2 separate regions of the Homo sapiens genome follow, and region 2 is linked to region 1. A link is a contact called in ENCODE Hi-C or POLR2A ChIA-PET data. All regions are on one chromosome and are shown on one strand. Each heading gives the region's core, a stretch centred on a gene start or an enhancer-like site at or near the end of the contact. The rest is flanking DNA. Distances are from core to core; before and after follow the strand shown.

What was found. Hi-C counts contacts between places; a loop is a spot of excess contacts on that map. ChIA-PET counts read pairs that join two places held with the same protein, here RNA polymerase II (POLR2A). Pooled maps may share reads with other maps.
Region 2: a map of CD8-positive, alpha-beta T cell shows a loop between it and region 1 (5-fold over the local background). The contact joins the promoter of PDPR here to the enhancer-like site in region 1. A Hi-C loop is called at or near these places in 2 of 168 maps with a recorded cell type or tissue (CD8-positive, alpha-beta T cell and naive thymus-derived CD4-positive, alpha-beta T cell) and 6 of 50 pooled maps. POLR2A ChIA-PET finds 5 or more read pairs at or near these places in 2 of 52 experiments (BJ and CD4-positive, alpha-beta T cell).

The regions. Positions count from the first base shown.
Region 1 is chr16:70,023,802-70,031,758 of GRCh38, forward strand. It overlaps MIR1972-2 (microRNA 1972-2), which reads left to right and starts at 6,545; the gene lies at 6,545-6,621. It also overlaps the pseudogene PDXDC2P-NPIPB14P and the pseudogene PDXDC2P. Within about 2 kb of position 2,838, at least 3 of the 41 ENCODE cell types and tissues checked have a DNase peak (open chromatin) inside an H3K27ac peak, as active enhancers do; they include CD8-positive, alpha-beta T cell, where a contact is called at or near this core.
Region 2 is chr16:70,110,725-70,118,681 of GRCh38, forward strand. It overlaps PDPR (pyruvate dehydrogenase phosphatase regulatory subunit), which reads left to right and starts at 3,608. Exons shown (of 19, transcript NM_017990.5): 1 at 3,608-3,716; 2 at 4,097-4,206. RefSeq lists enhancers at 3,572-3,621, 4,142-5,084.

The DNA.
Region 1 (7,957 bases), core at 1,588-4,087:
TTTCATAACAGCAACAGAAGGTGTGCTTTATACATATGAAGGAAAATCCTGAAAATGCACTTTAATAAAAGTGTGTCTCAGGAACTATCCCCGCTCATTTAATATAATGGGAGTATTATTCTCTTTCATGGATCTTATTTTCCAGTTTTATCATTCTTTACTTGGGGATCAAAAAGAAACCTCCCTGTATGATGTGGTGGATATGGGCTACTCTGGCTGCCCACGTCCGTTCCCCCTGCTTCTCTTAATGGCCCTACAATAGCCTTCCGGGGCGCCACCTCCATTTCTTCCAGCAGAACATGAGCTTTGTGGGGAGGAGACACCACTATCTGCTCCAGAGGAGGGCAAAGAACCTGAACTATCAGAGGATTACTTCTCCCTGGCCACAGTGGCTGGTTCAATATGAGACTTCTGTTAGGACTTCCAGCTGACCACGAAGCTGGAAAGAAGGATGGAGTTTCTGCAGCTACTTTGCACTGTAACAGGAAGATCTGTCCACAGGTAGAGGAAACCAAGCCCAGTGCCTGTGACTGGGGGAGCAGAGGTGGGAGTAACACACTGGATCCTGGTTGATGTTGTGCCTGAGGCAGTCATAACACTGCTCTTTGTAGTTATGTGAGCCAGTAAGATCTCTTTGGGCTTAAGCCAATTTGGGTTATTTTGTGATCTGTGACCCGAAGAGCCCTTCGTGATAAATGTCACCAAAGTGAGAGCCTGGATGTCCAGTCCTCATGAGGACTCTGTGCAGGCCCGAATGGAGCCACCAGCCTCACCGCCGGCTTACCCCTCCACATGAAGCCATATGCCATACTGCTCACAGAGTTCTTTCAATCTCCCAATCTTGTCTGTGTGTCCTACTGCTGCCGTTCCTAGGATAAAACAAATCAGGGCATTAAAAGGAACAAATGTTTTCTAAGGCTTTATACCTTAAACACTTTTATACACATTATCGCCCTAGGAGGGAAGTGACTTATTATATCCCTATTTTATTGAGATTTTCTTTGTGGAAGGACTTAAAATCAGTGTTTGTGAGTTGACTTATTACAAGCTTTGAAGAGTATGTAATCTCTATTACATGTATCTAATTATGTCATTGAAATCTTTTATATACTTATTTTCTATCTACTTGATCTGCTGACTCATGAGAAATATATTCAAATCTCCCACCAAGATTGTGGTTTGTCAATATATACTTGTGTTACATCAGACTTTTCCTTTAGCTTTCCTTTATATATTTTAAAGTTATGTTCACAAGCATTCATAACTGTTTTTTTTTTTTTTTTTTTGAGATGGAGTCTCACACTGTCGCCCAGGCTAGAGTGCAGTGGCATGATCTCAACTCTGCAACCTCCACCTCCCAGGTTCAAGCAATTCTCCTCGCCTCAGCCTCCCAAGTAGGTGGGATTACAGGCACCGGCCACCACGCCCGGCTAATTTTTTTGTATTTTTAGTAGAGACGGGGTTTCACTACGTTGGCCAGGCTGGTCTCGAACTCCTGACCTCGTGATCCACCTGCCTCGGCCTTCCAAAGTGCTGGGATTATAAGCATGAGCCACCGTGCCCAGCAGGTATAACTGTTATTTCTTTTAGGAGATTACATCTTTCATCAATATGAAGTCTATTTTATCCCACACTAATATGGCTATGGTACTTTCATTTTGTCAGCATTTGTCCAAGATAAACTTTTCCACCTTTTTATTTTATCGTCACTTCCTGGATTATTTTGATTTAGATATGCCCTTTATAAAAATCATATAGGTGGGCTGGGCACAGTGGCTCACACCTGTAATCCCAGCACTCTGGGAGGCCCAGGCGGGTGGATCACAAGGTCAGGAGATCGAGACCATCCTGGCTAACACGGTGAAATCCTGTCTCTACTAAAAATACAAAAACAAAATTAGCAGGGTGTAGTGGTGGGTGCCTATAGTCCCAGGTACTCGGGGGGCTGAGGCGGGAGAATGGCGTGAACCCGGGAGGCAGAGCTTGCAGTGAGCTGAGATCGTGCCACTGCACTCCAGCCTGGGCAACAAAGCGAGACTCCAGCTCAAAAAACAAACAAAACATATAGATGAATTTGTTTTGTTTCCACCCAGGTTCTTTGTAATACAGAACATGCATTCTGAAGCCAGCTTAAGCATATTAAGCACTTTCAGCCGCTCCCTTGGTAATTGATTGCACTACAGATTTTGCTGGGGAGATCCCTTTTCAGAGAGAGCTTAGTTAAAACGTGGAGTCAGGCATCCCCCAACCGTCCTCAATTTCCAGTTAGCAGCAAGCCAACTAAAAAGATTTCAAACCCTCACCAACGGCCTCAACAAACACAGCTAAAGAAAGTAGTTCTTTTGTAAGGTCTATGCCAGGAAAAGGGCTGAAAACTTTTCCCCTCATACCTAAATCTACCTCAAATTAAAAAAAAAAAAAATCTTAACAGACACATTTAGTTTAGCTGAAACAAGATCAAATGTCAATGCATGGGCTGTGCCACAGGCTCTTCCAGCAAAATAAAAGCGTACTGCTGTGTTAGTGCCCGGACCGCATTCAGATTCTCTTTTCATATTTCTTGGCAACGTCTGGTGACTAACCCTTGACATGTGTCTTCTGACATCTGCAACATAATCACACTGGCAAGTCACTCAGTCACATGCAAACTGCAGCCCCTCCAGTTTATCATGTGATTGAATATGGGTGAATTTGTGTTTTTAAACAATAAGGCAGGAAGTGATGGTTTTCCTGTTGGCAATAAAGTGAATATTTATGTGGTTTTTCTATTTTGTCTTTTTTTTTTTTGAGACAGAGTCTCACCCTGTTGCCCAGGCTCACTGCAATCTCAGCCTCCTGGATTCAAGCTATTCTCCCGCCTCGGCCTCCTAAGTAGCTGGGATTACAGGTGCCTGCCACCACAACCAGCTAATTTTTATATTTTTAGTACAGACAGGGTTTCGCCATTTTGGCCAGGCTGGTCTTGAACTCCTGACCTCAGGTGATCTTCCCGCCTTGGCCTCTCAAAGTGCTGGAATTACAGGCATGAGCCACCACACCCAGCCTAAATAAGCAGTTTTATTGTAGTATGATTTTTTTTTTTTTTTTTTTTTTTTGAGACAGAGTCCCTTTCTGTCACCCAGGCTACAGTGCAGTAGTGCGATCTTGGCTCACTGCAACCTCCACCTCCCAGGTTCAAGCAATTCTCCTGCCTCAGCCTCCCAAGTAGCTAGGACTACAGGTGCACACCACCACACCTGGCTAATTTTTGCATTTTTAGTAGAGATGGGGTTTTACCACGTTGGTCAGGCTGGTCTTGAACTCCTGACCTTGTGATCTGCCTGCCTCAGCCTCCCAAAGTGCTGGGACTACAGGCATGAGCTGCCATGCTCGGCCTATTGTAGTATGATTTACATGCAACAAAACTCACTCATGTAAGTATACGGTCCAATGAGTTTTGACAAATATATAGAGCATGTAACCATCAACACAATCAAGATTCAGAATACTTCCATCAACCCCCAAATCCCATCAACCCCAATATAATTACCCTTTCCCTGACTCCTCACTGGCCCTGGAAAATCCTGATCTGCTTCTGTCACTGTAGTTTTTTGCCTTTTTTTTTTTTTTTTTTTTTTTTTGAGATAGGGTCTCACTCTGTCGCCCAGGCTGAAGTGCAGTGGCACAATCTCGGCTCATTGCAAGCTCCGCCTCCCAGGTTCACGCCATTCTCCTGCCTCAGCCTCCCGAGTAGCTGGGACTACAGGTGCCCACCACCACGCCTGGCAAATTTTATTTATTTACTTATTTATTTTTTATAGAGACAGAGTCTCACTGTCACCAAGGCTGGAGTGCAGTGGTGCGATCTCACCTCACTGCAACCTCTGCCTCCCGAGTTCACGCCATTCTCCTGCCTCAGCCTCCCAAGTAGCTGGGACTACAGGTGCCCACCACCACACCCAGCTATTTTTTTTGTATTTTTAGTGGAAATGGGATTTCACCATGTTAGCCAGGATGTCTTGATCTCCTGACCTCAGAATCTGCCCGCCTCGGCCTCCCAAAGTGCCTGGCCTGACATAATATTTTAAAGAATTTTTTTTTTTTTTTTTTTTTTTTTTTAAGAAAGGACCTCGCTCTGTCACCCAGGCTGGGGTATGGTAGCACAATCTTGGCTCACTGCAACCTCTCTCTCCTGGGTTCAAGCCAACCTCCCACCAAAGCCTCTGGAGTAGCTGGGACTACAGGTACACATCACCACACCTGGCTAATGTTTAGTATTTTTTGTAGAGATTTCCTAGGGCTTTCGCCATGTTGCCCAGGCTGGTCTCGAACACCTGAGGGCAATTGATCTCGCCGTCTCAGCCTTCTCAAGTGTTGGGATTACAAGTGTGAGCCACCTGTAATTTCTCTAGTCTAACAGACAGGTAGTAATGTCTCACGGTGATCTTAATTTGCATTTCACTAATGACTAATGATGTTAAACATCTTTTCAAGTGCTATACATTTTCATTTTCTTTGATGAAGTATCTGCTCACATCTGTTGTTCATTTAAAAAACTGTATTGTGGGCCGGGCACAGTGGCTCACACCTGTAATCCCGGCACTTTGGGAGGCCAAGGCAGGCAGATCACCTAAGGTCAGGAGTTCAAGACCAGCCTGGCCAACACGGTGAAACTCCATCTCTACTAAAAATACAAAAAAACTAGCTAGGTGTGGTGGCGCATGCCTGTAATCCCAGATACTCGGGAGGCTAAGGCAGAAGAATCACTGGAACCCGGGAGGCAGAGGTTGCAGTGAGCCAAGATCGCACCACTGCACTCTAGTCTGGGCAACAGAATAAGACTCCATCTCAAAAAAAAAAAAAAAAATTGTATTGCTCGTGTCCTTATTGAGTTGTAACAGTTCTTTATATATTTTAGATACAAGTTCTTTGTCAAATGTTTTGTAGCTTCTGGGGAAAAGAATGAAAAAGAAATTTTAAAAGAAGACAGGCCTGGGACAGTGGCTGGCTGGGTGTGGTGGCTCACGCCTGTAATCCCATCACTTTGGGAGGCCAAGGCAGGTGGACCACCTGAGGTCAGGAGTTTGAGACCAGCCTGGCCAACATGGCGAAATCTCGTCTCTACTAAAAATATAAAAATTAGCCTGGCATGGTGGCATGCGCCTGTAATCCCAGCTACTCAGGAGGCTGAGGCAGGCGGATCGCTTGAACCTGGGAGGCATAGGTTGCAGTGAGCCAAGGTCGCACCACTGCACTCCAGCCTGGGCAGCACAGCAAAACTCCATCTCAAAAACATAAAAAATAAAAATAGAAAAAGACAAAAAAAAAAGAAATAAGAAAAAAATGTTTTGCAAATATTTCTCCCAGTCTGCAACTTGCCTTTCACCTTCTTAATAGGGGCTTTCAAACAGCTAATGCTTTTAATTTTTGATAAAGTACAATTTATGGTTCACATATTTTGTATCCTAAGAAACGTAACCTAAGGTCACAAAGATCTACTGTATTTTCTTCGAGACATTTTATTGTCTTAGATCTATGCTTAGGTTGATGAACCATTTATAGTTAATATTTATATATACAGAGAATAAGATAAGGGTTAAGATTCAGTTTTTTTTCCATATGGATATCCAAGCTCTAAGACCACTGATGTAAAAAGATTGTCCTTTCTCCCTCGAATTACTCAGGCATCTGTAAAAACCTGAAATGTCCATATACTTCACATGAGTCTATTTCTGAATTCTCTTTTTTATTTGGTTAATCTCACACAATCTTACTTGCTGCTTTACAGAAGTCTTGAAGTATGACAAGGTAAGTCTTCCAATTTTGTTCTTTTTCAAAATTCTTTGGGCTGTTCCTAGGTCCCTTGTATTTCTATATAAACTTTAGAATTAGCTCATCAAGTTCTATAAGAAATTGTAGCCTGTTGAGATTTTAAGAGGTATCGAGTTGAATCTACAGATTAGTTTGGGAAGAACTGACTTAATACTTAGTCTTCCAACCCATGTGTATGGCATATCGTTCTTGGGTCTTCTTGAATTTCTCTCAGTATCATTCTTAGTTTTCAATGTACAGATCTTGCATATATTTTGTTAAATTTATCCATAAATTTTTCATCTTTTTTGATCCTATTATAAATGACATTTAAAATTCAATTTCCAATTCTTCTTTGCTGGTATATAAAAATCCAGAAAATGGTTTAGATTTGATCATTAGTTCCAGTAGCTTTTCTTTAGTTTTCTATCTATACAATCATGCCTACAAACAAAGTTTTATTTCTTCCTTTCTAATCTGTCAGTTTTTTTTTTACCTTATTGCACTGTCTTAGATTTCAAGTATGATGCTGAATGAGATAAGTGGAGCAGCAAGTGGTAGTTGCTCTGCCGCCTATAAGGTAGATATTTAAGTGTGACATTTTATGAATTTTCTTGTTTAATTTTTACAACAATCTTACAATGTCAGTACAATTATTTTTATTTATTGAGATGGGGTCTTGCTATGTTACCCAGGCTGGTATTGAACTTCTGGGCTTAAGCCAGCATCTTGCTTGTCTCCTGAGTAGGGCGACTATAGGCATGTGCCACCACACCTGGCTTAAATGTGTCATTTAAAAATTCAGGCCAGGCACAGTGGCTCATGCCTGTAATCCCAGCGATTTGGGAGGCTGAGGCAGGCGGACCACCTGAGGTCAGGAGTTCGAGACCAGCCTGGCCAACATAGTGAAACCCTGTCTCTACTAAAAATACAAGAAATTAGCCAGATGTGGTGGCACGCAGCTGTAATCCCAGCAATTCAGGAGGTTGAGGCAGGAGAAACACTTGAACCCGGGAGGCAGAGATTGCAGTGAGGTGAGATTGTGCTACTGCACTCCAGCCTGGGCAACAGAGTGAGACTCTGTCTCAAAAAAATAAAATAAAATTCAGTTTAGAACAGGGAAAAGAAGTACATGAAGGAGAAGATAGAGAAGCATTTACAATCTAAATGAAAAAGTATACACACACATAAAATAACTTCCAAAACAAACCAACGATTAAAGAAAAATCTAACGAGCCAACCTTACTATTACAGTTTTTGCTACAATGTGGACATGGACTATCTTAATTAAACATGTGGTACACACACATTTCTTAAGACTTTATCTTTTATAGGCTGAGGATGTAGCCTCGCTCCTATATATTCAAAATGGTAGATTCAGCATCATGCTACCTACCTGCATTTGCGACAAGCAACAGGGGCAGTCTTCCTCGCTCTATATCATCTTTAATCAGTTTCTCCAGGAAGGCAACATCCTGGAACCAAAACAAATCATTAAAAAATGAGGTGCCTAGTATAAAAGCTATAAAATGAAAAATTATGACTTGCAAAAGAAGCAGATAACTCTCAAAAGTAATGTCAAATCAATTCTTACTCTTGACAATTTTTCTGTTTTCTCTCATCATAGATGTGAAAATCAAATAGTTTTCCTTGAAGACTAGAAAAATCAGTTAAACAAGATTAAAGGTAAAAACTGTACATATGCAGGAACATTTCTTTGATTTTAAACATTTACATTTAAATGAAATGTTCTCTTAACTCTCCTAAAACAGCCATGAATGTATCTCTACTATTACTCACTGATGTACCTGAACTAGAAAATAAAACTACCTTGACAAAAGAAATAAAAAACTCTAAAATCCATCCCTTCCTTTTCCTTCTGGAATCATTAAGGAGAGATTTATCACCTGCATGTCTGAAATTAAGCAGAACTCAATTCCACGATGACAATGAAGAACCTCATTTTCAAAATCTGCCCATTCATAAATCCAGGCAACAGTGCTAACTCATTAAAAGTAGGAGCTTCAGAAGAAATTTCTGGTGCTTAATTGAGCTGCCATGTTTCTACTTAAAGCAGGCGATACAGTAATTACAAGACTCCTTAAAAGCCAGGTGCTCCTGACCTATATACCAACCAACCTTCATGGACATTCACATATTAACAGAA
Region 2 (7,957 bases), core at 2,358-4,857, 88 kb after region 1:
CATCCTGGCCAACATAGTGAAACCCCATCTCTATTAAAAATACAAAATTTAGCTGGGTGTGGTGGCACACGCCTGTAATCCCAGCTGCTCAGGAGGCAGAGGCAGGAGAATCCCTTGAACCAGGGAGTTGGAGGTTGCAGTGAGCCGAGATCGCACCACAGCAGTCTAGCCTGGCGACACAGTAAGACTCCGTCTCAAAAAAAAAAAAAAAAAAGAAGTTCCTGGCTGGGCGCAGTGGATCAAGAGATCGAGACCATCCTGGCCAACATGGTGAAACCCCGTCTCTACTAAAAATACAAAAATTAGCTGGGCATGGTGGCATGTGCCTGTAGTCCCAGCTGCTCAGGAGGCTGATGCAGGAGAATGGCGTGAACCCGGGAGGCAGAGCTTGCAGTGAGCTGAGATCGCGCCACTGTACTCCAGCCTGGGTGACAAAGCAAGACTCCGTCTCACAAAAAAAAAAAAAAAAAAAAAAAAAAAAAGAGTACTGATTGCTACTCGCAACATTCTTCTCTTCCCATGGTGTGAATGAGAACATCCCTGCTTTCCACACAAACACAGGCTCTCAAGCACACGAGAAGCATGCCAGGTGTCAGGTCCTTTCTGTGAAGTCGGTTGTAGGCAGATGTCCAGTCTACTGATGGGGACAAGAACTTCAGAGGGAGGAGGGAGGCCTTCCCCACAGCCATGCCGGTGCTGCAGGGAGGTAAGATAAACGCCTGCATCTTAGCGACCTCAGATCCAAATTCATTCTTACACTGTGGTAACATAGGTATGTCAAATGTTTGTCTGTACACTGTTTATCCTGTGTGGTAGCAAATACATTTACCAAGTCACTGCAGATGAAGATTTCACAAGAGGACTTGACAAGCGTAATTAAAACGTCTGTTTAGGGCAAGACATGGTGGCTCATGCCTCTAATCCCAGCACATTGGGAGGCCAAGGCAGGTGGATCTCTTGAGGTCAGGAGTTTAATGCCAGCCTCAGCAACATAGTGAAACCCCACCTCTACCAAAAAATACAAAAGTTAGCTGGGGACGGTGGCACGCGCCTGAGGTCTCAGCTATTCGGGAGGCTGAGGTGGGAGAATCGCTAGAGCCCAGGAAGTTAAGACTGCAGTGAGCCGTGATTGCACCACTGTGCTCCAGCCTGGGTGACAGGGTGAGAGCTAATCTCAAAAAATAAAAATAGGCTGGACGCGGTGGCTCACGCCTGTAATTCCAGCACTTTGGGAGGCCTAGGTGGGCAGATCACGAGGTCAGGAGTTTGAGACCAGCCTGGCCAACATAGCGAAACCCTGTCTCTAATAAAAATACAAAAATTAGCCCAGCGTGGTGGCGCACGCCTGTACAGTCCCAGCTACTGGGGAGGCTGAGGTAGGAGAATCCCCTGAACCTGGGAGGCAGAGGTTGCAGTGAACCGAGACCACACCATTGCACTCCAGCCTGGGCAACAGAGTGAGCCTCCATCTAAAAAATAATAATAAAATAAAAACACTCAATCCCCTAGAAAAAATAGTGCATCAGTGGTTATGAGAACCTACTAAGGACAAGACCCATCTTTGACAATGAAAGGGGCCTTAGGACTTACTTCCCTTTTTTTTTTTTTTTTGAGACAGTCTCGCTCTGTCGCCTAGGCTAGAGTGCAGTGACACAATCTTGGCTCACTGCAACCTCCGCCTCCTGGGTTTAAGCAATTCTCCTGTCCCAGCCTCCCAAAGTAGCTGGGATTACAGGCATGTGCCACCACGCCCAGCTAATTTTTGTATTTTTTAGTAGAGATGGGGTTTCACCATATTGATCAGGCTGGTCTCGAACTTCTGACCTCACGTGATCCAACTGCCTTGGCCTCCCAAAGTGCTGGCATTACAGGCATGAGCCACCGCACCCAGCCTGACTTAGCATTTTGGAGTGGAGGCCGATCATGGTGATGGAGAAGGAAATCAGGGACAGATCTACACCATTTGTTTGCTATTTACTGCACGTAAACAGAATGAAATCAACACATTAAGTATTTCACTTGATTTCATCCACCATCTCCTGCAGACAACCAGGTTTCTCCCAAATTCATGTGCCTGGAAATGGCTTGAACCAAATGGTTCATGAGGAAAACCTGTGATATTTTTCATGAAATCGCCACATCTGGGCATCAGGAAAGCCTTCCCCGAGAATGTCTCAAATTGGTCAGCCGTTTTCTCTTTTTTTAGACAGGTAGGTGTCCCCAAGCATTCAATCCTAGCTAAAATATGGAAGTATTTATCTAGCACAGGAGCCTATGGCATAGTTTCAGTCCACTGTCTGGCAGACCTCATCTGGGCTGTCTTTGTGTGATTTGACTGGCCAGTAAATGGGGTATAAACTATGTAGGCTGTGGCCTGGCCTTGTGACAGAGGGGTCCCTGGAACTTGACTGCCACTCCCTAAGAGCAGAAACCGCCTCTTTCTTGTACATTGCTGGATCCCATCATCCTGCACAGTGCCTGGCTACAGGTGGCCAGCAATAAAACACAAGATTGGGGCAGGCACAGTGGCTCACGCCTGTAATCCCAGGACTTTGGGAGGCTGAGATGGAAGGATCACTTGAGGCCAGGAGTTCAGGCCCAGCCTAGGCAACATAGTGAGCCTATCTCTACAAAAAAAAAATTTTTTTTAAATTAATAAAACACAAGATTGGTTTGTGTGGTGAGACAGTATTGAATCCAACAAACGGGAACTGGATAGTGTGGCCCAAGATGCAATGGTGGCTGCAGCATGAGACCCTTATGCATATAATATTCAGTGGAAGAGGTGCCAGGCACTGTTCTGGGTGCTGAGAATAAAGCTATGCATAAGACTAAGGTTCTGTCGACAGAGATCGTGTCACACCAGTGGAAAAGACAGTCATCAAACTTATATCCTTGAGTCAGTGATGAGTTCTAGAAGGAAAGAAAAGGCTGATGTGACAGTGAGGAAGGGATGAGTGGAGACTTCTCTGAGACTTCAGTGATTCCTCTTCCTCTGAGCTGAGCCAAGCTGAGAAGCTGAGAAGAGTAAGATAGGGCCGGGAACTCAGGTCCGTTAGTCCGTCCTCCGAGGTGGGGCGGGCCAGCAGAATGGATTTCCGATCTACTCTGTGAGAGCCTCGCCCAAGAAAGCCCAGAGCCACTTCCAAGATCCGCGCTCCCACGGCGATGAGAAGCGTTTTCCCCCGGGACTGCTTGGCTTAGGACTGGGGACCCACTGGCTTTGGAGTAAGCCCTGGCACGGGCCTCGAGGGAAGAAAGAACTCCCGCGCTCCCCACACTCCACAGGGCCTGCGATCATCTCAGATGTTCCGGTTCCACGTGCAGAAACCCCGCCGGTCCGAGGCCCCGGTTCTAAAACGGCCCTAAGAGTCAAGGCTTCCACAGCTCGCCTCTGAGGGTGGCAAAGAGGCCGCGGGGGCGGTGCCTCGCGAGACCCAAACAAGCCCACGTGGCAGGGGCGGGGCTCCGCGAAGGCGTCACGGCGCGCTCGTGCGCTGCTGAGGTCACGCGCCGGCAGTACCCTTGCCCGGGGGCCGTAAAGCGCGGAAGGTCGCGGTCTCGGCTTCCCCGGAACTTTTTGCTCGCTTCGCCCCGCCCCCTTCCCATCCCCGAACCCCGCTTTCCGGCCCGCGGCGACCCCAGGCAACTGTTGTGGCTGCCGCATTGCTCCCGCCGGGCTGTAGCTGAGCGCGGAGCCCGTGGGGACCGGTGAGGTAAGGAGATAGCTTCGGGGCAACTCTGGCCTCCCCGTCCGCGCGGGCCTAAGCGCCCCGGGACCCCTGGGTTCCCCTCTTTCTCCTTTGGTTTCGCCCGGGGGTGGTCCCCGCTAGCTCACGCTTCCAGTGGGTTCCGCCTGGCCTCTCGCGAAGTCGCGTCCGGGCGCCAGTACTCGTCCCCGTAAGGTTGTCCGCTCGTGCCTTGGCTTGTGTTCTCGGCTACCCCTGGGCGTGCGCACCGCTCCTCCAGGAGCCTGCACTTCAGCCCCGATGCCAGGGCGGCCGGGGTGACCTCGGGCTCCCCCGTCTCGGGCTTGCACACCCCTGCGGCGCAGAGCCAACTCCAGCTTGTCTAGCCCGGTCCTCCATCCCTGCAGATGGAACTGTTTTCCCGCGTTGAGACGTGCGGTCCGCTTGTGCTTTTAGAACTAAAGACTGCTGCAGAGTCCGGAGGAAGAAGTCACCTAGAAAAATCTGGGACAGGGCAGTAAGCTTCCTTCTTAATGTTTGACCTTTGGGGGCCGATGTGTGATACCTCGGATTTGAATCAAGAATCTCCAAGCCCATTTTCCGCATGCATGTAAACGTGATGTACCGGGATGGGGTCTGGTGGTGGAGGAGGAGCCAGCCTGACGGATAAGCTTTTCCAGTGGCAGGGACTTGTGTTAATTTCTTTTTTCTTTTTTTTTCTTTTTTCCGAGACAGAGTTTCACTCTGTCGCCCAGGCGGGAGTGCAGTGGCGCGATCTCGGCTCACTGCAACCTCTGCCTCCTGGGTTCAAGCAATTCTCCTGCCTCAGCCTCCCAAGTAGCTGGGAATACAGGTGTGCGCCACCACGCCCGGCTAATTTTTGTGTTTTTAGTAGAGACGGGGTTTCACTATGTTGGCCAGGCTGGTCTCGAACTCCTGACCTCGTGATTCTCCCGCCTCAGCCTCCCAAAGTGCTGGGATTACAGGCGTGAGCCACTGCGCTCGGCCAACTTGTGTTAATTTCTTAAACTTGCGTGATCACCTGGTGTACTTGTTGAAAAATACAGCTCCCTGGAGTGGCAGGATCAGAATCTGCCGAGGTGGACCGTGGGAATCTGTCATTTTTAAACAAGTGTCCCAGGTGGTTCTTTTGCTGAGGCAAGTGTGGGAAATGTTGTGTGAACCCACGCTCATCCAGTCTTCCTTGTGACCGGCAGTCCACTGTGCGCAACGCTGCAGCCATACAGAGGGACAACTCGAAGTTAGAACTAGCACCTTGGTCTTGTTGGAATAAGCAGATCTGAGTAGAGCCAGCTGCAGTCTTATGGTTGTTTAGCAGAAGTTATTCTTCTTAGCAGAGAATATTATACGGTCATTTTCCAGAACTGTAAAAACTCTATCATTTGTTTTAAACCAGATGATGTGCTTCATTTCTGTCTTTGACGTCTTCAGTTTCTTCTCCCCTGGCTTTACCTCCTTTGTTATCAGTTTGTGCTTTGGTTTTGCTGCCAACCTTATAGGTTTAGGTTTGGCGGCAAAGGCACTAGACTCTGGTGCCTTCTTTTCCTTCGTTGTCTTAAGCCCTTCTTTTCCTCTGCCCTCATGCCCTCACCACTTCACTCTTTTGAAGGTCATAATGAACACAAGGTCAGAGATCCCTTTTTTGGCGCCAAGCACCCTGGGCTTTTTTGAGATGGAGTCTCACTGTGTCACCCAGGCAGTGGCGCGAATCTGCCCACTGCAGCCTCCATCTCCCTGGTTGAAGCAATTTTCCTGTCTCAGCCTCCTGAGTAGCTGGGACTACAGGTGCAAGCCACGACACCTGGCTAATTTTTCTGTTTTTAGTAGAGACGGGGTTTCACCATGCTGATCAGGCTGGTCTCAAACTCCTGACCTCAAATAATCCACCCACCTTGGCCTCCCAAAGTGCTAGGATTACAGGTGTGAGCCCCTGCGCCTGGCCTTTCTTTGTTTTGTTTTGTTTAAGACAGAGTCTCACTGTGTCACCCAGGCAGGAGTGCAGTAGCATAATCTCGGCTCACTGCAACCTCTGTCTCCCAGGCTCAAGCGATCCTCCTACCTCAGGAGTTCAGGACCAGCCTGGGCAACATAGTGAGCCCCTCTCTACAAAAAAAAAAAAAAAATTAAAAAAATTAATAAAACACAAGATTGGCCTGTGTGGTGAGAGAGTATTGAATCCAACAAACGGGAACTGGTTAGTGAGGCCCAAGATGCAATGGTGGCCGCACCATGAGTACCTGGGACCACAGGTGCGTGCCACCACACCCAGCTAATTTTTTGTATCTTTGGTAGAGACGGGGTTTCACCATGTTTGCCAGGCTGGTCTCCAACTTCCGACCTCAAATGATCTACCCGCCTCGGCCTCCCAAAGTGCTGAGATAACAGGCGTGAGACATGGCGCCCGGCCTAAAGTTTTTTTTTTAATTCCACCTTAAAACTCATCTGTTACTGTGTTTGTTCTGCCACCTTTGCAATTCCCTTTCTCTGTTAGGGGAATGTGCTTAATGGTTCAGTCCTCACAGCTGTCCTTTCCTTACCATCTGCTTTTATTTGAAAGGTAGCGTGGAGTCATGATTAAATAGCCGGCCACTAATGCCAAATTGGCAGGGTTCTGCTACTCAACAGTTTGGTAGGACCTTGGGTGAGTCACTTCCACTTATCTGTGCCTGTTTCCTCAAGTGTAGAATAGAAATGCTAGTATCTACCTCATAAGGTTGTGAGGATTAAATTAGTTATATATATAGGCAGTATCTGGTGCATTGTAACTACTTATAAAAATATTAGCTTTAAAAATTATTTGCCGGTCACAGTGGCTCATGCCTGTAATCCCAGCACTTTGGGAGGCCAAGGCAGGCGGATCACGAGGTCGGGAGATTGAGACCATCCTGGCTAACATGGTGAAACCCCGTCTCTCCTAAAAATTAAAAAAAAAAATTAGCCAGGCATGGTGGTGGGTGCCTGTAGTCCCAGCTACTCAGGAGGCTGAGGCAGGAGAATGGCATCAACCCAGGAGGCAGAGCTTGCAGTGAGCTGAGATCGCACCACTGCACTCCAGCCTGGGCGACAGAGCGAGACTCCATCTCAAAAAAAATAAATAAGATGTCAAAGAGGCTGTGACCTGAGGAGATTACCTGTATTTGGGGGAGAGGTGGCAGGAACCATGCCAGGAGGGAACAGCATGCACAGAACCTGGAGCCGAATAGAACACTCACGCCTCACCTGATATGTTTGACGAATTACAGGTTGTTCAGTCTGGTTTGGTCAGAGTGTGAGGAAAGGAGAAATGAGACCACAGATAAGAACCAGAGTGTGAAGGATCTTGCACTTGATATGAAAAGAGTTTTGCCTTTTTCCTGAGGGCATCAGAAAGTCATTAAGGTGGGTGTGGTGGTTCACGCCTATAATCCCAGCACTTTGGGAGGCCAAGGCCAGTGGATCACCTGAGGTCAGGAGTTCAAGACCAGCCTAATCAACATGGTGAAACCCTGTCTGTACTAAAAATACAAAAAGTAACTGGGCGTGGTGGCGCGTGCTTGTAGTTCCAGCTGTTCAGGAGGCCGAGGCAGGAGAATTGCTTGAACCTGGGATGCAGAGGTTGCAGTGAGCCGAGATCACACCGCTGCACTCCCAGCTGGGCGACAGAGTGAGACTCTGTCTCAAAAAAAAAAAAAAAATTGCTGAGGAAAAGCAGCAAAAAGGGAGGGAAACGTTGCAGGTACATGAAAGAGAGATAGCAGTTGATGGAGCTAGGGTCAAGAGAAGAGAGGAGGAAGTGGGATCCAGGGCCCTTGGGGGAGATTAACTTTCCAGTGGATAAAAGAAGGAAGGAAGAGATGGTTGCAGATGCAAGTGGGTCTATAGGAAGGGTTTCAGGGAATGAGATGAGCCAGGTTATCTGCTTAGAATGAGGGAAGAAAGGAGGTGAAATTGAAGGTTGAGAGAGGAATAGCTGGGCTCTGAACCTGAATACAGACAGAGGTCTGCCTGTGGCTTAACATGTGCTAGCCTAAGCCACCAAGGAGCAGGACAGTTTTCAAGTATAACCGAGTGGTCACGGGTCAGAAGCCAGGAGGTTGACAGTGAGGTCAATGGGACGGGGCTGGCCATTTGGCAGCAGCAGTTCCCCAGGAGAGCTGTGTTGCCATTGGGACAGAGGGTAGAGAGAATGTCAGCAAAGGGGTGGGTGTTTACCTTTGGGAAAGGTATTCTGGAGGGTGCAGTAGAGGGGCTTGAAGGAGAGGAAAGCA